2 separate regions of the Homo sapiens genome follow, and region 1 is linked to region 2. A link is a loop called in an ENCODE intact Hi-C map of the cell type or tissue named here. Cell type or tissue: GM12878. All regions are shown on one strand. Links, peaks and the distances in the headings refer to the core of each region. The heading gives the core; the rest is flanking DNA. Region 1 has its middle 150 kb from the start of SCDAL. Region 2 holds the start of LINC02253 (long intergenic non-protein coding RNA 2253).

What was found. Peaks named below come from ENCODE experiments on the same cell type or tissue, not always from the same donor. Only the 100,000 strongest peaks of a DNase experiment are listed, where the experiment ranks them.
Region 1: it touches region 2 in a loop (6-fold over the local background); 3 of 110 quality-filtered maps call a loop at or near these places.

Annotation. Positions count from the first base shown.
Region 1 is chr15:96,492,850-96,501,189 of GRCh38, forward strand. No RefSeq gene overlaps it. Among named protein-coding and RNA genes, the nearest start is that of SCDAL, 150 kb to the left of the region's middle. In GM12878, for the core only: no CTCF peak of the experiment used is centred there; no DNase peak of the experiment used is centred there.
Region 2 is chr15:97,231,090-97,239,429 of GRCh38, forward strand. LINC02253 (long intergenic non-protein coding RNA 2253) reads left to right here and starts at 3,203. Exons shown (of 8, transcript NR_183855.1): 1 at 3,203-3,395; 2 at 5,132-5,230. In GM12878, for the core only: a CTCF peak has its summit at 4,434 (motif pointing left); no DNase peak of the experiment used is centred there.

The DNA.
Region 1 (8,340 bases), core at 261-8,260, 740 kb before region 2:
GCACCATCTGTCTGAGAATTGGCTAAATAGAGAAGATACTGACAAGGTCTGTCCTCCTAGGTAATCAACAGTTGTCAGATGTGTGTGACTCTTCAGATGATACTCCAAAAATGCCCGGAGCCTCTCATTCCTTCACTGGATGGTTTGAGTCTGCTTTCTGGCAAGGTGTGGGGTGAGGGGATGAGCAGCTCTGGTCTGAACTCCATGTGGCAGACGTCTGAGGCTACCTTTAGCTGTTCATTCATCCACCTGTGTAGTCCTACAATGAACAAATGCGTACAGAACCAGTTACCATTCTAGGTACTGAAAATGCAGCAGGAAACACAACAGTCAAAAATACCTTGGCTGGGTGCAGCGGCTCATGCCTGTAATCCCAGCAGTTTGAGAGGCCAAGGCAGGCTGATTGCTTGAGCTCAGGAGTTTGAGACCAGCCTGGATAACATGGCGAAAACCGGTCTCTCCAAAAAAATTAAAAAATTAGCTGGGGGTGGTGGTGCACACTTGTAGTCCCAGCTACTCAGGAGGCTGAGGTGGGAGAATCGCTTGAGCCCAGGAGCTTCAGTGAACCCAGATTGCACCACTGCACTCCAGACTGGGCCGCACAGCAAGGCCCAGTCTCAAAAACAAAAAACAAACAAACACAAACCCTGTGCTTGCCTTTTAGTAGGAGACACATTCAATATACAAGATAAATATATAATATATATAAATATGTATAATGAAACACAAACCCTGTGCTTGCCTTTTAGTAGGAGACACATTCAATGTACAAGATAAATATATAATATATATAAATATGTATAACGAAACACAAACCCTGTGCTTGCCTTTTAGTAGGAGACACATTCAATATACAAGATAAATATATAATATGTATAAATATATATAACGTATTGTGCCTACTTAGCAACCTTTGTCGCTCTTGTGAACAAAGGAGAAATCATGGAAGTCAAGTTTACATCCAAGGTGGCTGGACAGACAATATGTGTTCAATGGCCAAATATATTCCTATTTTATTTTGTATTTTGAGACAGGATGTCACCCTGTTGCCTAGGCTGGAGTGTAGTGGTGCAGTCATAGCTCACTGCAACATCAAACTCCTGGGCTTAAGGGATTCTCCCACCTCAGCCTACCAAGCAGCTGGGACTATAGGCACCTGTCATCACATCCAGCTAATTAAGACAAGAGACCTTGTCTCTACAAAAGAGACTATGTTTCCTAGTCTGGCTTATTTTACATTAAGAACTTGTTCCTTTTGTCCATTATGGCTAAGAGCCAGGACTCTTTCCCTAAAAAAACAAAACAAAACAAAACAAAACACAGCAACAAGAACAATAAAACTACTTATTAAGGCCGAGGACAGGATGGCTTACTGTCTGGGCCATTCCAAACAGACATCACACCATGTGTACAAAACAAAAAGATGTCAGGACCACACTGTATCAAAATAGATGGCCATCTGATATCCCCACCATGCTCTGACTTGTCTCAGATGCCTTCGTTAGCTCATGCTAGTTAAGAGTTAATCATACATGTGTTATGCATGCAAATGCAAGTGACACACCTTCTACCTCTGGCCAAAGAATCTTGTGCCTTGAATGTGTGGGGACCCAAAGGAAAGATCATGAGCAAAACAACGATGACAACTAATGCACATTTGCCTTTTGGGTCTTGGTTTGAAAGGAAACACTTGATCATGAGGATCTGAGTTTCCGACTTCCCAAATAAAGTCAGCAATTTCTCATTGCCGCTGGTGCTGTGAGGGTGCTTCCATGGGCCTGCAGCAGGTGACTGGCAGCCTTCTGTTGTCCCTTCCGCCTCTCTCTGGAGCAATTTCCTGCTGCTCACCACCACCGTAACCACAATAACTGCTGGCAAACCGTGACCCACAAAAGTTTGCTGCCAAAAAACTGGGAGCCACACCCCCTGCCTATAGACATTGTTTCTTCTCTTGATCAAGAATCAAAGTGTCGTGAGGCCGACACTGTTGGTTGCCAACCAAGAACCACCCCACTCTCCCAGGAAATGTCAGATACTTGCTTTTCCAGGCTCCCTTGCATGGTCCAAGCCTAGAGACTGAGACCTGAAGGAAAGACTTTCTTGAAGAGGGCGAGCAGGCGGGGCAGGCAGGGGGAGGGATGGGAGTGTTGGATAGCCTCTGAGAAAGATGATTTTTTCTGTTTCAGCCAGGGGCCCAGCAGGAAACAGAGGCTCACTCAGACAGAGCAATGAAGGATACTTTCATAAACAGACTATTTACAAAGATTGGGGCAGGGTGAAGGAAAGCCTAAGGATGGCTGAGGGAATCCTCTGTGGGGCTGGAATCATGAGGGAGCCATGGCCACTCTTGGGCTGAAAGGGCGAATGGGGAATGGTTATTGGAACTGAAAGAGACCAGCCTGGCTGGGGGAGAGGGTGGCCTGCAGTGAGGGAGCCAAAGGCAACAGGAAGCCAGGGGTCAGAAGAGCCCACCCCAGCCCAGGAAGACCAGCTGCTAGGGCACAGAGAAGGAGGAGGGTGGAAGGTAGGCATCAAAGGAATCAAAGAAAAATATCCAAGATACTGCTTGCGGGAGGGAGAAAGATAGAGAGGGCGAGAGACCTAGAAGTAGTGCCTTCCCTTCCTTTAGCACTTGTCATGGGAGACCTGAGGACTGATGATACCTTGGAGGGGATTTTGTACCTATGCGGGGAAGGTGGAGAAAATCTCGAGCAAGTCCACCTGAGGCTGCTGGGCTCTGAGACCATCTCCTCTGTCCTCTGAGACCATCTCCTCTGTCCTCAGGCTACGTGAACCACATAAGTTCCTGTTGTTTAAACCTCATTCAGTTAGGGGTGTACTTGCTGCCAAAAGCATCTTAACTGATGTAATCTTCTAAAAAGAAATAAGGAATACATCTTATGTACTAGAGCCTCTTCTCATATATTTGATTTAGCTCTTTCAACAAGTCCATCAGCTGACAATGATGATTTATTTATTTATTTACTTATTATTATTATTTTTTTTGGTGACAGAGTCTTGCTCTGTCACCCAGGCTGGAGTCCAGTGGTGGGATCTCGGCTCACTGCAACCCCTGCCTCCTGGGTTCAAGCAAGTCTCCCTGCCTTAGCCTCCCCAGTATCTCAGATTACAGACACCTGCCACTATGCCAGGCTATTTTTATTTTTTATTTTTGTATTTTTTAGTAGAGACAGGGTTCACCGTGTTAGCCAGGCTGGTCTTGAACTCCTGACTTCAGGTGATCTGCCCACCTCGGCCTCCCAAAGTGTTGGGATTACAGGCATAAGCTACCACGCCTGGCCTCTTTTCTGTTTGTTTGTTTTTTGTTTTTGAGACAGGGTCTCACTCTGTCGCCCAGGCTGGAGTGCAGTGGCACTATCTCAGCTCAATGCAACATCCACCTCCCAGGTTCAAGTGATTCTCCCACCTCAGCCTCCCAAGTAGCTGGGATTACAGACATTCACCACTACGCCCAGCTAATTTTTGGTATTTTTAGTAGAGACAGGGTTTTGCCATGTTACCCAGGCTGGTCCCGAATTCCTGGGCTCAAGCAATCCACCTGCCTCGGCCTCCCAAAGTGCTGGGATTACAGGCGTGAGCCACCACGCCCAGCCCATGATTGTTATTATTCCCATTTCAGAGATGAGGAAGCCAAGGCTGAGAGAGTCCATCGAGAGGTGGAGGGCTAAGCTGGGTCACACCTGTGACTCTCTCATGATTTCTCTTGATTCTCACTGTCCGGATTCTTTGAGTGCTTGAGTCTTTCCTTTCCGTGTGGCTGAGAAATCTCTCCAACATTGAATGGTTTGTGTGTTGACCTTAGTGAAGTCTACCTGGACCCCACTTCTGTAGCTCAGAACATTCTGGAGTCTTTGCTCACTTTATGAGGCAGAACTAGCTAGTGTTACTATTTCACTTTATTGTTCTAGGGAGAACCCACTCCAATCACTCAAAGGGCCACTGGGATATGAACTCTCCTTATTTCGGAGCTGGGGAGATCATGTGTGTGCCAGCTCAACTCACTGATTTCTTCATTTATTGGACAGTTATTTGTTGAGTATGGACTACATTCTAGGTAATATTCTAGCTGCTCAGCATATAGCAGGGACCAGTTTAGCTTGTGTTCTTGTGTTAGGTAAAAACCAAACAGGCAAATAAGCAAGACCATTTTGCATGGATAAGGGGTCTAAAAAATGTAACATAGTAGAGGCTGGGGATGGAGAGGAGGATGCATTACACAGGATGGTCAAGAAAGTTTTCTGAGGAGACATTGGAGTTGAGGGGAAAATCAGGGTAGAGAGAAAGGAGGAATAAAAGACCCGAGATGAGTTCATCATGGTCAAGGACCAGAAGAAGTCCTCTGCAACTATAGCTCAGGGAATAAGGGTGGGGAAAGGACTGAGAAAAAGTCAGGCCCTGGGTGCTGTAGGGCCTTGAAGACCATGGAAGCCTTGGAAATTTATCCTAGGAATAAGAGGAAGACTTACTGCAAAGAGGGGATGATCTGATTTTTATTTTATAAACAGCATTCTGGCCTCTGGATGGGGAACAGTCTGGGTGGGGTGAAAGTGGGATCAGGGAGGCCAGGGAAGAGGCTCTGCTGCTTCTAGATGAGAGGGGGTAAGGTTGGGCCAGGTGGCCGCAGCAGGGATAGAGAGGCATGGACAGGCTTGGGGTATGTATTGGAGGTCAAGTGTTGGTAGCAGAAAAGAATGGCAAAAAAAAAAAAAAAAAAAAAAAAATTCAATGATAACTCAGTAAAACCCTTTGGATTGAATGCTCCACCAAGATTTTTGCCTGTGGGTGTCCTTTAAACTAATGGTGCCTTGGCAACTGATGTCCCCTCTATATCAGAGCTACGTCTCTGCTGGGGAGCTTTCTAACTTGAGCAGGAATTAGGATCATAGAATTTTTGACATTGATGGGATTGCAAAGATTTTCTAAGCCAACTCTATAGTTGAGCAGAGGGAGGCAAAGAGATTAAGAGATGTACTTGTGGCCGGGTGCGGTGGCTCCCCTGTAATGCTAGCACTTTGGGAGGCCGAGGCGGGCAGATCACGAGGTCAGGAGATCGAGACCATCCTGACTAACATGGTGAAACCCCGTCTCTACTAAAAATACAAAAAATTACGCGGGTGTGGTGGTGGGCGCCTATGGTCCCACCAGCTACTCAGAGCTTGAGGCAGGAAAATGGCTTGAACCTGGGAGGCGGAGCTTGCAGTGAGCTGAGATTGTGCCACTGCATTCCAGCCTGGGCAACAGAGCGAGACTCAGTCTCACAAAAAAAAAAAAAAAAAAAAGAGATGTACTTGTGAGAGAAATGAGTCAGAATTGGACAAGATCTCAGGTCTACTTTTGCCTGCCCAGAATGTTCTAAAGGGATTGCATTTCCTAAACTTATCTTTTGCTTCCAAGCAGAAAACAGCATAAAAATTTAATAAACAAATGGAAAAACGCCAACTCACAAAAAAGGAAGTTCTCAATCTAGTGAAGTCTCACCTAGTGATAGCTCCGCCAGACACTCCAAAAATCGTAACAATTTGCATTGATTCATTTTTTCAGCAGCACAACTTGTAACAGTTTCACCAGCTGACTATGGAAAGGGCAGCTATCCGTTCATTTCTGTCCAGGTAAGTGTGAGAAAGTATAAGCTGGTTGATTCTTCTTGTAACCAAGATATGCCAATTCCAGACACATTCCTCAGCCTGTATTGTGGCCAAATCCATAGTATTGATGTGTGTGGCTTCAAATGGGCAACACACTTCTTTGGCAAGAAGTCACTCCCTTTATAGCCGAGTATCAAGCAATTATAATGCCAGTCTGTAAAGGCTCAGCATAATTGGGGTTGAGAAATGTGTTGGTAATTTAAAGACAGCTTAATCACATAATTAGATGGCCAATAATAGCTACCATATTTTGAGTGCCTGTTAGGTGCTTGGTGCTTTATATACCGTAACTCATTTGAACCTCCTTATAATAGGTGTGTGGAGTGTGATAGACTGATCCTCATGCTCATATTTGCCTTCTCTCCCACCCTTTTCATGCTCTCTATGCGTGGAATACACTTTTCCATCCCGTTGATGTTGGGCTTGGCCAAGACACTTGCTCACTTGCTTTGGTCCATAGAATGTGGGTGTGGGTTTTATCTTTTTCTTCAGCAACTGCTGCTGGAAGAGGCTTCTTCTCTTTACCCTACTTGAGTTTCTGACTTCTTCCATGAAAAGGGTGTGCCCCAGGTAGCCATTACTCCTGTAGCCTGGGTCCCAGAATGAAAAACTGGAGAGCAAATCTCCACTTGACCCAAGGTCTGCAGTAGCAGAGCTCAGTTAAGGTCAGCAGAAATCAGCTGAACCTCAGCCAATCTACACCATCTACATGAGTGTGAAATAAGTTATGGTGCTATGAGCTACTGAGGCTTGGGGTTGTTTGTTACAGAACACAGTTGCAGCAACAGCTGACTAGTACATTAAATGTGTGTTGTAACGACCACAGTATTCATGATAAAAACAAGAGTCTTAGAGTTGCTAATGATCTTTCTCAGCTCAACACCAAAGGAAGGTGGCTCAGATCAAATTGTCCCCTTTAAATCTCGTGCCCTCTTTCCTCAACAAATTGTTCTTTTTCTCCTCCCTCACAAGAGGAACACACATTTTATTTTTTGGTCTGTTATTTTTCTTTGTTGCTGTTGTTGTTTATAAAAAGGTACTTATTCTCTCATAAGATCCATACTGTGGCACAAAGTGAAGGAAGTATTAAGTATATAGACGACATAAAAGGTTGCCTACATATTTTATGTGTCATTTCTGTACTAAATTATATTGTGAGCCAGGACTGAAAAACATTATTTCTGTTTTGTGGAAACATTAAATTTAGCCTTTAAAAATTAGTACTGTATCTATTCATGATGTAAAACATCATCCAGAGAGGTGAATATTATTCTCCTCAGTTCATGAAATAAATTAAGACAGATGGGTGATTCACTTACTTTTACTTCCTAGCCAGGTAATATATTGATTTTCCCCCTTCTTTTTCCTTTTAAATCTAAAGAAAAACTTCAAATAAAACCTAATTACATCACTCTGATTCTGAACTCTTCTGGAAATTACAGAGCTATCAATATTAAGTACACTTTACACCAATTTGGAAATCTATTTTGCTGAGACATATGCCCAGCGCCACTCTGATTTTTGTGTAATTGAGCCCTAAAAGGTGGTATAGTGTGGATTTTCTAATTAGCTTATGCTAAGTTAGTTGGGATTTAAAAATGTGAAATGAGAATTGGACTGACACTTAAAGATGAAGGTATTCACATAAGAAAATGGAAAGAAAGTCAACAGGAAGGCAGCTCTGTCCAATTAGACCAACCCAGAGGGTCCAGGTTTTCAGATACATGTGGATGTTTGGACTATGGGAATTGCAGGGAATTTCCAACTTGCCACTTGCACAGAAGTGACCCCCACCCCCTAATTCTTTCAGATTCAGGTTTAGAGGACTTCCAGGTAAAATCGTTTCCCAACATTGAATTTGAAAATGAACTGAGGCATTACCAATCGGCTGCAGCCAAGACAACACCACAGACCGCTCCTCCCCGGAGCTCTAGGATTGTGCTGTGTGCACACGGAGGCCTCGGGCCCCAGTTCCCCCTTCTGCCTCCTATTCCAATTCCCTAGGAGAAGCACATCAAGGGGAGAGAGAAGGTGGCCTATTTTTTGTAAAGAAATCTTGCACTTGGCAATTCTGGTAGAGAGCTCTAATCTCAAGGAAAAAGAGGGTGGGGAAATCGTCATGGCTGAAAAGGAGAAGCAAAAGGCTGGACGCTCACGGTCTGCTGACTACTAATCCTGACTGTGCACTCTCTCATTAAGAGACATTAGGCAAATCCTCCATTAGCTGCCTTTCATGAAGGGGAGGAGGTGCTGAGAGACAGGAGGCTGACATGCACAGTCCCAGCTTTTGAAAAAGGGGAAAGGGGATTTTGCATACTATAGACCTGCGAGCTTAATGTCAATCCTGAGTGAAACTCTGGAATGGATTATTAAGAGGACGGTTTGTGAGCCCTTGACAAAAGGAAGTGGTGGTCTTAGAAGCCAGGATGGATTCGCTGAGTATAAACCTTGCCAGATTAATAACTTCATTTCCTTTTTGGATATGGTTACGTGTCAGGGAGATGAAGTGTGTATGAACTTCTGAAAGACAACTGATGTGGTCTCTCATGAGAACCTTGTAAGATAAGGTGGAGAAATGCAAATTACATATTAGTGAAATTCAGGGCTGAAGGATTGATTGCTTAGTAGAGACTATTATATAAAGAGGTATTGCTATCCACCTTGAAGGTGGTCT
Region 2 (8,340 bases), core at 291-8,290:
GTTTTAGCTCATGCAAGCAATTATTAAAAAAAAACGGTCTTGCGAAGGTAAACTTTGAAAAACTATCTGTTCTATGCAGTGGGCTAATCTTGAATTTAGTCCTAGCATCATTCACAGTTATACTGGTAAGTTTTTTGAATACTTTTCTAACTTTAGAATTATTATATCTACATTCTGTGAAGATATTTTCTTAATGTGTTCCTTTCAGAATTAAATGCAAGCATGCGTCCCCCTCCATGACAAAAATATGAATTTTATAATATAATATCCTGTAAAAGCTGACCTCTCAGTTCTCTTTGAGATAATTCTACTAATGTGGAAATCATGTGAAACAAATAACTAAATCATATACAAATATATTTTTCTGAGCCTACTTTTTATGAAGAAATAAAAGAAGAAAGGAAGGAAAGACGAAAGAGAGGAAAGAAGGAAGGAGGCAAGGAAGGAAGAAAGGAAGGAAGGGAGGGAAGGGAGGGAGGGAGGGGAGGGAGGGAGGAAAGAAGGAAAGAAAGGCAGACTGACACATTTAATATAATTTAATAATAATACATTTATAAAGGAAGAAAAAACAGTGTTCAAAAGTGAAACTGAAAGAACCAAATTAAACCTTTCTTTTCCTCTACATAGTTCCCTCCTAGGCTTACTCTAACCAAGAAATTGCCATGGAGGCTTATTTGTAGGGGAATCGGCAGAGAGCATTTGGTCCAGGAGAATTTCAGCTCTTGCTTAATTTCTAGTTAAATCTCTAAGATGGGGGGACGATCGCCCAAGATATTTCACTTAAAACAATGTGAAGAGGTCTCTCGCAAACTGTTTTCTCTCCAGGACTCCCATCTCAGATGAATACTTAAAAAACGATGCCTGGGCTGCACTATTCCCCAATTTTACCTGCTTAAAAAGAAATGTATAACCTGCACACTGACAAAAAGTTCTTCCCTGCGTTCTTGGAATGATAAATTATTCAAGTGGTGTGCTCCGGAAAGAGCCACCAATGAGTTTACTATCTTGTTGCAGTAAAGATATTTTCCTAATCTGGAGACATCTAAAAAGGTTCTTGAAATATGTGTTTATGTATCATTTTGAAAAAAAATACATGTCTGTGTGAGTGTATGCTTTGTATTATAAGCTTCTGGAGGATAGGAATCAAATCTGGTTAATTTGCTTTTAGGGGTACTTTATAAATTTTGGATACTTTTAAGTGAAAATTGTTTTTTAAAATAACTTATCTTGGCACAGAAACATCAGTAAAGTTGCATAGCCATATATTTTTCTCATATCAAGAAAGAGTATACATAACAAAACACAGGTTTCTTCTGCTATAAGTTATCACACCATTGCCCCTTTATCAGTTTGGGGGCTCCCTGCTACTGAACACCTCAAAATCTGGCCAGAAGTCTAGAAATAGCTACTACTATTCTCTTTTTGTAAATAAATTCCCATAGATCGAGTCAAAGGAAAAAGTGTGTTTTTCATATGTGAGTAATTTTCACTGACACACATTTCCCTGCATAGGAAGACAGTACTAATGTAGCAATCTGAAAGTCCTTGTGATGAAAGCGTGTGTCACCATGTGCAAACTGTGAAATGTAATTGAAAGTAAAATGTTTAATTAAAATGGACATTTCTGAGCCTGCTTCTGGCAGCAGCCATCTTGCTGAAAAATTATATTTGTTACACCGTCAACCTGGGAGAACAGTTCAAGAGATTGTGAGTGCCAGGTTTCATCCAAAAGTAAATGGGGTGAAAATCGGAAAGAGAGCTTAAATGCTGATCCTTTTGTAACTGTGCATGTCTCCAACACATGTGCCCTGGTACAGACCAGTCAGAACAAGGGGACCTGCCACGTGTAGCTGTTCCTAAGTCAATATTAATTATAGCAAAGCATCCTTTTCTGTCCAAATAATTGTCCCTTTCACTCACGTCAGCAAGTTTCCTTAACAATTGGGCTTTCACGTACCGTGCAGTCATTGTACAGCTTGAAATGTGAGGATACTCATCATTTCCAAAATTATTTCTCCATTGAGACCACTGGGATCTTCTTCCACCACTCCCCAATAAGAGCCACTGATCCTAGATAATTCACATACTTGAGTGGAGATGAGCTTCACTGATGTCTTCAGTGCAAATGTGAAAACTGAATTGGAAAACAAAATTCTGTCTGGCATCCAAAGGGCAGCTTCTTCTGCCTTGGGTTTCCGGTATCAAAGAGCCCCTGGCCTGAATGGGCAGGTTGGATCATCCAGGAAGTGTCACAGTTTCCAGAAATTTCCTTCTTGGAGAAAATTGTCTTTGACATTTTATAAAGGGCAAGTGAAATAAACTTTCTCTTCCATCTCTCACTTAATCCTCTAAAATCTCAGTAGCCAGTAGTGGATCCCGTGATAGAACAGAATATGTGTACTGCTTCATAAAGGCAGAAGTCCCAACTTTTATCCATTTTTCAATGTTATTAGGCTTACTTGCGCTTTTTATATGTCTACCTGCTCCTGAGTCCAGCGACCATCTCCAAAAATGAAGAAATGAAACAAACCAACAAATAGATAAATAAAAGATCTGTAAATGTAAAACCCGTTAAAAATGTAAATAGCCAAGTATTGTGGAATAAATTTAGAAGATTTGATCACTGTTCTGTAAATCATGATTTGGGCATGAAAAAAACTCTCATGGTCTAGATCCAGCAGCCATGACATTTGATCATTTTTCCCTACCTGACCTTGTTTAGTGAGCTCTTTCTCAATAATATGTTCTTTATTGCCGAACGAATGCTCTTTGAATTTACTTTCTTTATGATGTGATTAAAAATCTTCATGACATCCCTAATGATTCATCTCTTTTGGAGCTGGGCAGAAGGGTAACAATTTCTATAATGCACACATTTCATTTAAGGTGAAACCAGAAGGAGATTTATCAATCAGAACAGCGTTTTCAATGTCGTGAGAGGTGAAGCCAGCTGGACTTCTGGGTGGAGGGACTTGGAAAACTTTTCTGTCTTACAAGAGGATTGTAAAATGCACCAATCAGCACTCTGTAGCTGGGATTGTAAAACGCACCAATCAGTGCTCTGTAGCTAGCTAGAGGTTTGTAAAATGCACCAATCAGGACACTGTAAAATGGACCAATCAGCACACTGTAAAATGGACCAATCAGCAGGACATGGGCAGGAAAAATAAGGGAATAAGAGCTGCTTACCCCAGCCAGCAACGGCAAACAGCGCAGGTCCGCTTCCCGTCTGTGGAAGCTTTGTTCTTTCGCTCTTGACAATAAATCTTAATGCTGCTCTCTCTTTGGGTCCATGCCATCTTTAAGAGCTGTGACACTTACAGCCAAGGTCCGGGGCTCCATTCTTGAAGTCAGCGAGACCACGAATCCACCGGAAGGAGCAAACTCTGGACATGGTAGGGTGAACTGCAACCATTGTAAACGAATCTTCGGCACATTTTCTGCCTGAAACATCCAATAACCCTTTAAATAGGAGGTTGCTTTTAATTTGTACATGATCTAGACCACGATATTTTTCCTCTGACAACAAATGTAAAATTTAGCCTAAGCCATAATATGGAAATTTTTAGTGAATATGGAAAGATATTAGCTAGATTATTTTACGTATGTTAAGTAAAATAGACTACTTAATTTGAACTTAGATTAGTGGTTGTTTCCTGGGTTTTGCCATTTATCATTAAAATTTTTAAAGAGATTTCAGGGATGCTAAGATGAGAAATCCTCTTCTTTTTTGGGGGGGGGGGGGTTGGAATTCACTTTAGTGAGCCACCTGCTTCATACTATTAACAATATTGCCCACACCTTTGACAAGCTTTCAGTCCTAGATTTCAATGGCCTCAGCAAGGTGTTCATGATTGGAAAATCCTGAGTCCCATGGGGTAAATATCTCTCCCAAAATGTTCTAGCTCCACAGTCTTGTGAAAACAGAAAACTACATGAGCAGATTACAAACCTATTCAGGAGAAGCCAACAACAGGGGAAGAAAGCCTTCTGCAAAAATACTTTTGAACTTCAGAAGAGGAGGCACATGCTCCGTCCACGAAGCTACAACAAATAGAAGTTTTTTTTTCTTTACAGACATATGTAGAACATTTGTTTCCATTTTATTTCTGCTGTCATAATATGATGGTTTTATTCAGTTTTTAAACATGCTTCAGCTGGAAACACTACATCTTTAAATCAGGCAACCCTGGCTTCAGTGTGAATTCCCTTGCCGCACTCCCTCACCTTACCCAGGTGCATGTTAAATCAGTATTAATGACAATATCATTCTTGTGCAGTCATCTCCTGCCTGCAATTTGGTTTTAATTACCCGCCGCGTTGTCTTTCCCCCTCACTGACAGCCATTAAATAGGGAATGACACCGGAGCCATAGTTGTGTGGAATATTCACTTCGCCAGATTTCATCCCCTTCATAAAGCAGGCTGCAGTGCCTCCTAGTGGCAGAGATCAGAAAGGGAACGGTGGACTTTCTGGGCACTCTGTAGGTGAATTTGGAGATCTGGGCAGATTTGTAACTGCAATGACTATATTTAAAGAAAAAAATAAAGTTTAAAGAGCACATATTAATTAAAGGACAATAAGTGCGATTTGGTTAAGTTGTTTTAGAAATTGATATATAGCAATAAATCGATGCACTATTTAAGCCTTGTCTGACCATCTATAAAAGTGAAAATGAGGATTCAGAAACAACAAACTTGTGGAATAAAACGTAACTGACAAAGTTCTCAAGGCCAGTTGTTCAACAGAGGTGAGCTGCAAGTGCCCAGTGAGTTAGAACTTCAACCGTTTCTATTTCCTCTTTCGCCACAGCACGGATCTTCTTGTTTTCGTTTTTGTTTTTCTTTCTTATTTTCTCTTTTATTCCATTGTACAAAATAATTTTATATATGATCTTAAAACATTCTTCTAAACTACAAATGCATAAATGTCTGTGAACAGTATCTTTTGTGTACAATTAGGTCCTTAAGTGTTTTTTTTTTAAACAAAGTTTTTCCTTAAAGAGGAGTTTAAAATTAAAATTATTTGTCTAAATGTTCAATTTAGACACTGTGCAGATGCTCTGGATTGAAGGTATTCATAAAATGGCTATCACGTTTTGAATCTTTGAAAATTTTGGTTAAATCTGCAGGCATGTGCTTTTGCAGGAAGGACGCTGGACTCTTGCACTATAAGTTGAAAACATCGCTTATAAACAATACATCACAGCACACTTGCAGAGAGAGCACTGGTAAGATATCACATTTGGTTTTTACTTTCTGATTTTTCTCTCTACCAACTTTTTGGTTTAAAGGTTGCAGATCTATGAGATGCTCTTTCACAGTTGCTAAGGCTGTTTCGTAGCCTCTTTCAACAAGCATAATTACTCATTTTACGTGCTGCTAAATGAGAGTCATAGCTAACTGCTTTAATTAGAATTTTAAGTATACATAGTATATGCAATAACTTGTACATACATTTATTGTGTGCATTTGTGTTTGTATGTGCATGTTTGTAAAAATCCAAACATAAAATAGAGAAACCAATAATTATAGTGCATCTCAGTCATTCCCCATTCACCAAACGAGCAGGGCAATGATAAACATAAATTCATTCGCGGTTATTGCTGCATATTTTAATAATAACTTTATATTTTTATATGAGACTCTGAATATTTTCTTGGTAAAAAGGGAAGTGCCTTATAGTAAACTAAAATAATTTTAAGCAAATTATATTGGTTAGAACTTGATCTTGAATTAAAAAAGCAAAGACTTTGGAATAAGAACTTTTTTGCTAAATGAGAATCTTCAGATTGCCTTATAAACTGATTTTTAGTACCTTTGATAGCATCACTAAAAGAGTAAAAGTATTACTCCCTTTAAAATTTAAGAAATTAACATTTTAGAGGGAAAATGTGCTCATGTGATTCATGCTTTTCTTTCAAAGAGAACAATATTTGGTCTTTTGAATGTTGCCTGAATTGATTTGATTTATTGTTTTAAGGAATATTTTACATCATTAAATAACAGCTAGGAAAATGGTTATTCCTTCCAGATTGAAATGGGAAGCTCACAAATGCAACGATGACGGCTTAATCTCTGATACTGCTTACATATATTGGTTTACAGCTATATTGAGTCCAGTTAGACTGATTTTTTCACTCCTAATATGAAACTTGATGCTGGGAAATCTGATAAGTGAGTTTCATTTCCCTGGAAATTTATTGCTTCTGCATCCAAGTGCAAAGAAATAGCACAAGTAAAAACAATGAGGAGTCTGTGCGCAAGGCATTAATGAGGACCACTGTTTTCTCACAGAGATTCTGCATTGGGAAAAAAGAGGTTTCAAGCCATTAACATTACAAAACACGCTATTCCTTTTAGAATCGATATCGTTTTCTTTGTCAGAATGGTGTAATATCAAATCAGCGTATTGTTCAGGCCTGTTAGATCAAGAAAGAGAAACATTATAAATGACGAGAGGGTGTTCATGTGCCATTCTCATGGCGCTTGGTTAGAGAAACGACCGAGTGGCCTGTGTAGTGGGGCAGCGCTAACCCTCAAAGCCCTTTGCTGGCTATAACCCCACCTCCTCTCGACCCTCTCACCTGCAGCTTCTGTCCCAGAGCCCTCACCCTTTTCATCCCTGCAACATGCTTTGCACATTCCCATCGCCACTGCGTTGTCTATGCCTATTGCTTGGTGTGTTACAGATGGGATAACAGAAGCTGAGGAACTTTACAGAGAGCAAACAGTATCATTCCATTAATTAAACCAATGACTAAAATCGTTCAGTAACTATAAAAGGCTAGGCATCATGGGAGCGACATGACAACAATATTAATGATATTTATTGAGTGTCCTCTGTATGCCAGATCCTTCACATAAAGTATCTTACTTCCCAGCACTTTGGGAGGCCGAGGCGGGCGGATCACCTGAGGTCAGGAGCTAGAGACGAGCCTGGCCAACATGGTGAAAACTCCATTTATACTAAAAATACAAAAAAATTAGCTGGTTGTGGTGGTGGGTGCCTGTAATCACAGCTATTTGGGAGGCGGAGGCAGGGGAGTTGTTTGAACCTGGGAGGCAGAGATTGCAGTGAGCTAAGATCACGCCATTGCATTCCAGCCTGGGCAACAAGAACGAAACTCTGTCTCATTAAAAAAAAAAAGTATCTTACTTTATACTGATAGCAAATCCATAAGGAATGTTCAGACTGTGATGTTGAGGCCCTGAGGGGAAAGACTTGCCCAAAGCAAGGCCACCAGTGAGAAGAGGTTGGGCTGTGAGACCTCATCCGACAGCCTGACTACAAAGTTGATCCATTTTTTAAAGAACTGAACAGTGATTGATGATTTCAAGAACTTAGACTGGCAATTTGCATATGTAAAAATGAGAACTGATGTGATACCAGGTGTAAACGGCAGGACATATAAGATAGTAAGGGCTGAAGCCATCTCGGTCAGGGAGAAAGTCATCGTCTGCTAGACATGACAGGAGAGGCTCAAATGGCACAGTGTGGGTGTGTCAAAATGTGGGAGAAAAGGATTCCTAGGGGAAGGAGGACCAGGGATGTGGTCAACTTGAGAAAACTCATGCACACGCATACACACAGACACGCACAGGCACACACTCAGGAAATAGGGGTGGGGGCATACGTTATTTGGAAAGAGAAAATAAATTAGTCTCATTGAATAATTTTTTCTTTTACGACAGTGTCTCTCCAGTTGGTTGTGCCTCAAATGGCAAAAGTTGCTTTGGGGTTGGGTTGGTTGTTCACTTCATTTGGTTGGATAAGTTCGAATTAACTGAAATCAGGCCAGTTTCTTTAATGCAGGACTTCTCAGAGCCTTTATTATGTTAAGTACAGTATGAATACTTAGAGAAGCTTAGAATATGTTTCTCGATCTAATTGGACCTCAATTTTAATTTTGTTATAGAACTCTGTGAGAAAAAGCTTATAGACACGTTGTAACAAACACTGTGGCCAAGAGGATAGGTGATTAGAGCTAATGGACGGGAGCCCTTAAAGGCTAGGTAAGATAGACTTGATCCTGTAGGCAAGGAAAAGCCACCGAAGCTCTTTGCAAGGGGAGATGATTTTTTACTATTATTTTAATGATAGTTCCAATTTCCAAGGTTGAGACAGCAAGAGTAGCATATTCTCAAACCCTGTGGGGCCAAACTTGTCAAAACAAACACTATACACTCCCTTCTTGGTTTACATAGTCAGCAAGCATGCGCTTTGCAATGATGTTATACTGGAATTAGTCCAAACACTGTGGTTGGAAGTAACCTGCACTCTACAGGTTCTATGGAGTACTGGGCTGATATTTTAATCTTGCTGAGTATTAAAGAGAAC